Regions from separate parts of the Homo sapiens genome. Here region 1 is linked to region 2. A link is a contact called in ENCODE Hi-C or POLR2A ChIA-PET data. All regions are on one chromosome and are shown on one strand. Each heading gives the region's core, a stretch centred on a gene start or an enhancer-like site at or near the end of the contact. The rest is flanking DNA. Distances are from core to core; before and after follow the strand shown.

The links. A loop is a pair of places that touch in the nucleus more often than their neighbours do. ChIA-PET counts read pairs that join two places held with the same protein, here RNA polymerase II (POLR2A). Pooled maps may share reads with other maps.
Region 1: a loop to region 2 is called in a pooled map of heart left ventricle, with 2.4 times the contacts of the local background. The contact joins two enhancer-like sites. A Hi-C loop is called at or near these places in 7 of 50 pooled maps. POLR2A ChIA-PET finds 5 or more read pairs at or near these places in 2 of 52 experiments (MCF 10A and T-cell).

Annotation. Positions count from the first base shown.
Region 1 is chr17:1,844,335-1,848,885 of GRCh38, forward strand. RPA1 (replication protein A1) reads left to right here. Exons shown (of 17, transcript NM_002945.5): 4 at 244-352. Among named protein-coding and RNA genes, the nearest start is that of RPA1, 17 kb to the left of the region's middle. Within about 2 kb of position 3,059, at least 3 of the 41 ENCODE cell types and tissues checked have a DNase peak (open chromatin) inside an H3K27ac peak, as active enhancers do.
Region 2 is chr17:1,667,334-1,671,567 of GRCh38, forward strand. All of the region lies in intron 24 of PRPF8 (pre-mRNA processing factor 8), which reads right to left. Among named protein-coding and RNA genes, the nearest start is that of PRPF8, 15 kb to the right of the region's middle. Within about 2 kb of position 2,243, at least 15 of the 41 ENCODE cell types and tissues checked have a DNase peak (open chromatin) inside an H3K27ac peak, as active enhancers do.

The DNA of each region.
Region 1 (4,551 bases), core at 1,809-4,308, 180 kb after region 2:
AAGGGGAGAAAGGAGAGAATTTTTAAATGATTTTGGCCACTTTAACAAATTCACACATTTAAGAGTAGCAGCAAATGTTTAACAGGCAGCAAAATACACAGTTTTTCACTCTGCAGAGTCTGACTAGTTTTAATTTCAGGAGCATATGTAAGGCATTTTTCTTTGCTAGCACAGGTATGAGTAGCTCTCAGAGGCTTAAGACTGCAGGATTTTGGAGGCTAAAGAAATCTCTGTGGTTTTCAGCTTTCATGTTGGCGACACAGTTGAACCCTCTCGTGGAGGAAGAACAATTGTCCAGCAACTGTGTATGCCAGATTCACAGATTTATTGTGAACACTCTGAAAGACGGAAGGTATGTGCTGTGTTTTTTTCTGTCTTATTGTATCGTAGAATGGGAACAAATTTAGGAATAAAAAAGGCAATAGTGAGTTTTCAGCTAAGAATCTGCAGCTTTTCAGTTAAGAACTCAGGTAGCTAACACATGGCACCCAAGGAGGAGAAACATGGAAACAAGTTGGAAATTTCAGAGCAGAAGATTAAAGTAGAATGCAGAAATCTTGTTATTTCTAATTTCTTCAGAAGCAGCATTTTTAGGATTTCCCCCAAAAGAATCTTATCTCTTTTGTTTGTTTTTGGTAGAAACGGGGTTTTGCCATGTTGCCCAGGCTGGTCTCGAACTCCTGAGATCAGGCAATCTGCCCACCTCAGCCTCCCAAAGTGCTGGGATTACAGGTGCGAGCCATCATGCCCGGCCTCAAAAGTATCTTTTAATGAAAAGAGGTACTTTATTTTACAGCAGAAAATGATAATTATTTTGTAATGCTGCTTTGTGTGTGTGTGTGTGTGTGTGTGTGTGTGTGTACAATCTTGAATCTTTTATATTAAATGCTATATTTAGCCAATATAGAATACATTGAACCACATGTGGTGGCTCATGCCTGTAATCCCAGCGCTTTGTGGTGCTAAGGTGGGAGGATTGCTTGAGGCCAGGAGTTTGAGACCAGCCTGGGTGACATAGCCAGGCCCTGTCTCTACAAAAAAAAAAAAGTTAAATTAGTGAGGTGTGGCGGCACACGCTACAGTCCTAGCTACATGGGAGGCTGAAGTGGGAGGATTCCCTAACCCCAGGAGTTTGAGACTGCAGTGAGCTGTGATTGCACCGCCGCACTTCAGCCTGGGCAGCACAGCAAGAGGCCATCTCTAAAAAAATAAATTTAAAAAAAGAATGTGTTGTACACGGACAAGTTACTGCATGCTAGAGATACAGTGATGAACAGAACTGTTACTCTCATTGCTAAAACATGACTGATTTCAGGCAAGGTGCAGTGGCTCACACCTGTCATGCCAACACTTTGGGAGACCAGGTAGGGAGGATCACTTGAGCCCAGGAGTTTGCAACCAGCCTGGACAATATGGTGAGACCTTGTCTCTACGAAAAAAAGGAAAAGTTAGCTGGGCGTTATGACATGTGCCTGTGGTCCCAGCTACTCGGAAGGCTGAGGAGAGAGAGTGGCCTGAGCCCTGAGAGGTGAAGGTTGCAGTGAGCTGAGATCACGCCACTGCACTCCAGGCTGGGCAGGAGAGTAAGACCCTGTCTCAAAAAAGACCAAAACAACAACAACAAAAACCGAGATAAAAAATGATAACAATACTAAGAGGTTTAAGTAATTAGTTTTTTAAATTCTGTTATACTGATTTTAGGACTCTTACATTTTCTCCAGCTGTTCTTTTTTCCTACCTCTTTATCTCTGTGTTGGTTGGATTTCACTCAATAACTTTTTTCTGGACTGGCTCTTTAGTGCCGTCTTCCCCATTATCAGCCTGTTGGTCTTTATGCTAGAATGACCACTTGCCTGGCTGTCTATTGTTAGGTTATGTGGCTTTACCCTCAGAATTTTGTCTTCTGGCATTGAATGTTGATCTGGAGAAGTCTTAAGGCCAGCCTGGTTTGATTTCTTCCCTTGTAGGAAGCTTTGCTTTTTTTTTTTTTTTTTTTTTTTCTCCTGAGGCCTCACTCTGGTTGCCCAGGCGGGAGTGCAGTGGCACCATCAGGGCTCACTGTAGCCTTGACCTCCCGGGCTCAGGTGATTCTCCCACCTCAGCCTCCCGAGTAGCTGGGACTACAGGCGCCCACCACCACGCCTGGCTAATTTTGTTTTGTATTTTTAGTAGAGACGGGGTTTCACCATGTTAGCCAGGATGGTCTCGATCTCCTGACCTCGTGATCCACCTGCCTCAGCCTCCCAAAGTGCTGGGATTACAGGCGTGAGCCACCGTGGCCGGCCGTCCATATTCTTTTTTCTTCTGGTATGTGGTATGCTTGTTCAGTCTGCCGATTCAGTTCTTTTCAACGAAGTTTTTCTGTGTGTTATTCCTTAATGTTGTTTTCTATTTCACTTATTGAGTTCCAGTTTTTTACATACGTTGTAGATAACTTTGATCTCCGCATAGGTCTTTACTTTAACCTTTTTTCTGATGGATGCATTGGCTTGCTTCGAGGTTTTCCAACGTAATAGTACAGTTTTTAGTTTTCTCTCTTCTACTCCTCAATCTTTATAAATTATTAGATGTATAATAGTATTGATTTTGTTCTGTTTTTTTCTTAGCTGTTCAAGCTCCCTTTTCTTCTTAGTCTCTTGTTTTAGCTCATCTTTTGACTGTTAATTTGTTGGATTCATATAGTCGTACTTATTTTGCCAATCGCTTTTGGGAAGTGTCACTCCTTTTCTTGGCTTGTACTTTCTTCCAGAGTGGGTTCTTTAATCGGCTTTGCCTCCCTGTTGCTTTCCCTTTTATGCATTGTTGTGTATTGTATTGTTGCTTTGTCATCATCCCTTTTTATTTTGTTCATGCTTAATGTGGACAGTCCTGTCCAGACTTGGTATTTGCTCTGACATAGTCTAGGCTAGGTACATGTTGCCAACCTTCTCACTTGGGACCTTTTATCTTCCACTCCAGGCTATCTTGGAGCGCTTAAGTGGTGTTTTGCAGCCACTTTTCTGTCCTCCAGGGCATGGTTGTGGGAGAGGGTGGAAGTGTTGCTGGGATTGAGTGCAGTCCTTGCTGGGAAACTTCACAGCCCACTCTCTCCAGTCACGGAGACAGCTCCACTCCCCTGGGCTTTGCCTGATGGCACTGCCTCAGCTTGCAGGCTTGCCTCATATTCTTTTGTACCTCTGCTGAGAGCCTGTGTGTGCGGCTGGGTTTATTTACTCCTTGCTTTTTTGGTGATCATTCAGGTTTATTCTAAACAGGACTTGAGCAGTCATCCTTGTACTTTATCTTAACGTGTTTATGCTTTTATTTCTGAATAACAGATCATTAGAATTTGTATTGTGGGGTCAACGGACATCTGTGGAAAGTATACTAATTATACTCATAAATGTTATATAAGAGTATCTATTGGCCAGGCACAGTGGCTCAGGCCTGTAATCCCAGCACTTTGAGAGGCTGAGGCGGGGCAGATCACAAGGACAGGAGATCGAAACCAGCCTGGCCAACATGGTGAAACCCCATCTCTACTAAAAATACACAAATTAGCTGGGCGTGGTGGCGGGTGCGGCCTGTAATCTCAGCTACTCAGGAGGCTGAGGCAGGAGAATCGCTTGAACCCAAGAGGCGGAGGTTGCAGTGAGCCGAGACTCCAGCCTCGGTTACAGAGCAAGACCCCATCTCCAAAAAAAAAAAGCGTATCTCTGAATAGACAAATCCATAGAAACAAATTCAATGACTGGTTCTCAGGGGTGGTAGAGTGTGGAGTGACTGTCATTGTACACATGGTTTCTTTTGCTGATGACAACAGTGTTCTAAAGTGAGGTAGTGGTGATGCTTGCATAACTGCAAAATGCAAAACCCATAGGATTATCCACTCTGGAAGGGTGAGTTCATTATGGTACGTGAATGATATCTCAATAAACATGTTATTTAAAAAGAAGTGTTTGCCATTAAGCTTGTCAACATACTGTGTATTAGTCATATTTTAAAGAATAATTATCAGCCAGGCACGGTGGCTCATGCCTGTAATCCCAGCACTTTGGGAGGCTGAGGCAGGCAGATCACCTGAGGTCAGGAGTTTGAGACCAGCCTGGTCAACATGGTGAAACCCGTCTCTACTAAAAATACAAAAATCAGCCGGGCATGGTGGCACATGCCTGTAATCCCAGCTACTCGGGAGGCTGAGGCAGGAGAATTGCTTCAACCCGGGAGGCAGAAGTTGCAGTGAGTCAAGATTGCGCCATTGTACTCCATCCTGGGTGACAAGTTTTTCTTGCCCAGGCTGGAGTGCAATGGTGCCATCTCGGCTCACTACAACCTCTGCCTCCCGAGTTCAAGCAATTCTCTGCCTCAGCCTCCTGGGTAGCTGGGATTACAGATGTGCACCACCATGCCTGGCTAATTTTTTTGTATTTTTAGTAGAGACGGGGTTTCACCATCTTGGCCAGGCTGGCCTTAAACTCCTGACCTTGTGATCCACCCACCTCGGCCTCCCAAAGTCCTAGGATTACAGGTGTGAGCCACCGCACCCAGCCTGTTCCTTTTTATGGCAGAATA
Region 2 (4,234 bases), core at 993-3,492:
CTGAAGGGGAGGAGGCATAAATTCCTGAGGAGCCCAGTGTTCCTTTACTAAATAGCAGAAATTCCTGGGGGATAAGGGGAGGCAAGAAGGAAAATAATATTTACTCAGGTCTACGTGTACTAGGTACCATGGTAAGAAATTTATATATGTTATACCTCTTATGTCTTCATAAAAAACAAGTTATAGAACTTGCCCATGACATAGCTTTTTTTTTTTTTTTTTTTTTTTGAGATGGAGTCTCACTTTGTCACCCAGGCTGGAGTGCAGTGGCGCAATCTCAGCTCACCGCAACCTCCACCTCCGGGGCTCAAGTGGTTCTCCTGCTTCAGTCTCCAGAGTAGCTGGGACTACAGACATGTGCCACCACGCCTGGCTAATTTTTGTATTTTTAGTAGAGATGGGGTTTCACCATATTGGCCAGGCTGGTCCTGAACTCCTGACCTCGTGATCCACCTACCTCGGCCTCCCAAAGTGCTGGGATTACAGGCGTGAGCCACCGCACCCGGCCTATTTATTTATTTTTAAATATAAACAGGATCTTGCTATGTTGCCTAAGCTGGTCTCAAATTCCTGGGCTCAAGCAGTCCTCCCACCTCGGCTTCCAAAAGTGCTGGGATTGCAGGCATAAGCCACCATGCCCAGCTTTATCATGCAATTTACCAAGTAATATGGCTTACTAAATACCCCGTTTCATTTAATTCTCACAAAAGCCGTCTGACCTAGGTCCTATCAGTATCCCTATTTTACAGATGAGGGAATTGAGGCCCAGCATGGGCAATATTCCCAAGATCCCAACTAGTAATATGACAAAGATATGATGTGAACCCCATCTGACTCCAGAGCCTGTGCTTCTAACCACTAGAGTCAACTGCATCCTTACCCTCTCAGACACTCCTCCACTCCTCAGCCTCTAACTTCTGATATCCAGTTCCCTGATGCCTACAATTCTTTCCCAGGCCAATGGCCTCTTCTGCTCTCTCTCCTCTCCCCTCTTCCAGTATCTCAATGGGGTCTAGCATTCTTTTTTTTTTTTTTTTTTTTTTTTTGAGACAGAGTCTTGCTCTGTCACCCAGGCTGGAGTGCAGTGTCGCGATCTCGGTTCACTGCAAGCTCTGCCTCCCAGGTTCCTGCCATTCTCCTGCATCAGCCCCCCTGAGTAGCTGGGACCACAGGCGCCCGCCACGACATCCAGCTAATTTTTTGTATTTTTAGTAGAGACGGGGTTTCACCGCGTTAGCCAGGATGGTCTCAATCTCCTGAACTCGTGATCCACCCGCCTCGGCCTCCCAAAGTGCTGGGATTACAGGTATGAGCCACCGCGGCCGGCTGGGTCCCGCACTCTTGATTCCCTTGCATTCAATGCCTTACCACTCTACAACTGTCTTCTAACAGAGCTCTATTCCTTAATCACCAGTGTAATCTATCCACCTTCTGCATCCCTGTCACTGAGTAGCTGGGTGATTCTGGGAAAAACAAATGCTCAGAGTTGTCTTCCCAAAACCCAGCTGAGCTCCCAACACACCTTCCAATCCCTCTCAGTTTCTTCAGCAATCATCATACCCTAATACCATGAAATTCACTATGCACAACTCTTTCCCCTAACTGCAGCCCAAGAAAAGCTGAAAAACTCAAAATCCTGTTATAGCTTCCCACTAACCTCATCTATATCCACATCTTTCCAGACCTCTTTCCTGTCAGGTTCAGAGGATTTTTCCTCTGCTTGCTCTTTATTCTATCCCTAGGGAGACCCTCTGCACCTCTGCTCATCAATTACCTACTTTTCTTTTCTTCGAGACGGAGTCTTGCTCTGTCGCCGAGGCTGGGGTGCAGTGGCACGATCTTGGCTCACTGCAACCTCTACCTCCCGGGTTCAAGCAATTCTCCTGCCTCAGCCTCCCGAGTAGCTGAGATTACAGGCACCCGCCACCGCGCCTGGCTAATTTTTGTATTTTTAGTAGAGACGGGGTTTCACCATGTTGGCCAGGCTGGTCTCGAACTCCTGACTTGGTGATTCACCCACCTTGGCCTCCCAAAGTGCTGGGATTACGGGCGTGAGCCACTGTGTCCAGCCAATTCCACACTTTTCTCTTGTACACTCAACTGCTACTGGGCTCCTTAATTAAAACACGCTCAAGTCACTGTCATTCAAAAACACCTGCACTGACTTACAGCTCCCTCTAGGTGGCATCTGATGTCCTTCCTTCTCTTCAACTGACAAACAGATTGTCCTTGCTGTCTCCACTCACTCACTTCCCATGAAGCCTCACCCACTGCCATCTGGCTTCCATCCCTACTATTTCTGTAACAGCTCCTGCTAAGGTCACCAATGACGTCCTAACTGTCAAATCCAATGGATACTTTTCAGTCCTCATCTAACTGAAATGCTCTTAGGCAACTGACACTGCTCAGCATCACCCCAATTCTGGACACGTGTTCCTGAAGGCCTTGGTTCCAAGACCCGGCACCCTCCCACAGGTTCTGACCACACTTCATCTTAGTATTCCCCACATTTCCAAATTCCTCCCTCTCCTCTTCTCACTCCACATTGTCCCTGGGTGATGTCACTCATTCTTGAGCTTTTGACCTTTTGTGGATAGGCTCCGAAATCTACATCTTTAATCCAGACCTGTTCTCCATGTTTCTTCAGATTGCTTCTCACCTAGGAACCTCTAAGCTATCCCTGACTGCTCTTACCTTTCTAGTTTCATTTCTCTCCCTGGAATGTCTCACTCATACTTTTTAAATCAAATCTAACAGATCATCAATTAAAGAGGCACCACTAAGGGAGCAGAAGGAATCAGGAATCTACACATGTGTATATATGTACTTAAATATGTATCTTGGAACTGAAGAAATAAGGTATAAATAAATACCTGGGGAAATCTCCATCTGAATGTTCTCAGGAACTTCAAACTTTATATATCCTAAACTAGATTTCTTTATCTTCGATCCTAAACCTGTTCTTGTTCATGTGGTCTTCCAGTTGGTGGCACTAACACCCACCTAGTCACCCATGCCAAAATCTGCACATCATTTTTGACTTTTCTTTGAGCATCCCAGGACCACAAAGTTCTGCTGATTTTATCTGCTAACTTCTTATCAAATCTGTTCCCCTCTTCCTACCTCTACTTTCAGTGCTCTCATCATTTTTATTGATTTATGTATTTTTTTGGAGACAGAGTCTCACCCTGTTGCCAGGCTGGAGTGCACTGGTGGGATCTCGGCTCACTGCAACCTCCGCCTCCCGGGTTCCAGCGATTCTCCTGCCTCAGCCTCCTGTGTAGCTGGGATTACAGGTGTGCACCACCACGCCCGGCTAATTTTCATATTTTAAGTAGAGATGGGGTTTCCCCATGTTGGTCAGGCTGGTCTCAAACTCCTGACCTCAGGTGATCCACCTGCCTGGGCCTCCCAAAGTGCTGGGATTACAGGCGTGAGCCCCCGCGCCTGGCCTGCTCTCATCATTTTTATCTGGACTTCTTCAGTGGTCCCCAAACCTGGTCTCCCATCCTATCCTTTCAGGTCCATCTTTCTCACAGCTGCAAGAGTGAATCATCTAACACAGAAATTTGACAAAGTCTGCATCTGTAGTGTGGGAAGCCAAAAAAAAAAAAGAAGAAAAACACATCTGACAAAGTCACTCTGTGCTTAAGACCCTTATATGATTCTTCCTAAGGTGTGCGATGCCCTCCATGATATGGCTCTCCACTATTTATCCAGCCTCATCTCTTAACATTCCCAATTCCACAATTTACTCCAGCAAACCTTGAACTTTCCATGGTCCCATGTACACAAGCTAGTTACATCGCCACACTTCTGGCTAAAGGAATGCTCTCCCTCACCTGTCTCATCACATGCTACTTCTTTCAGGAATCCTTTCCTCTTCCACTTCCAGACTGGGCTAGAGCAATCACTAACTCTAGTGCTCTCACAGATTCCCACATACAGGTTAATCTAAAACCCAAAATGCTCACAAAAAGCTGAAACTTTCTGAGTCCCAACATTCTGAGCACCAACATGACGCTCAAAGGAAATGCTCATTGGGGCATTTCAAATTTTGGATTAGGGATGCTGAACCTGTAAGTATAATGAAAATATTTCAAGGCTGGGCACGGTGACTCACACCTATAATCCAGCATTAGAGAGGCTAAGGCAGGAGGACTGCTTGAATCCAGAGTCTGAGACCAGCCTGGACAAGAGAGTGAGATCCCAGCTCTACAAAAAATTTAAAAAT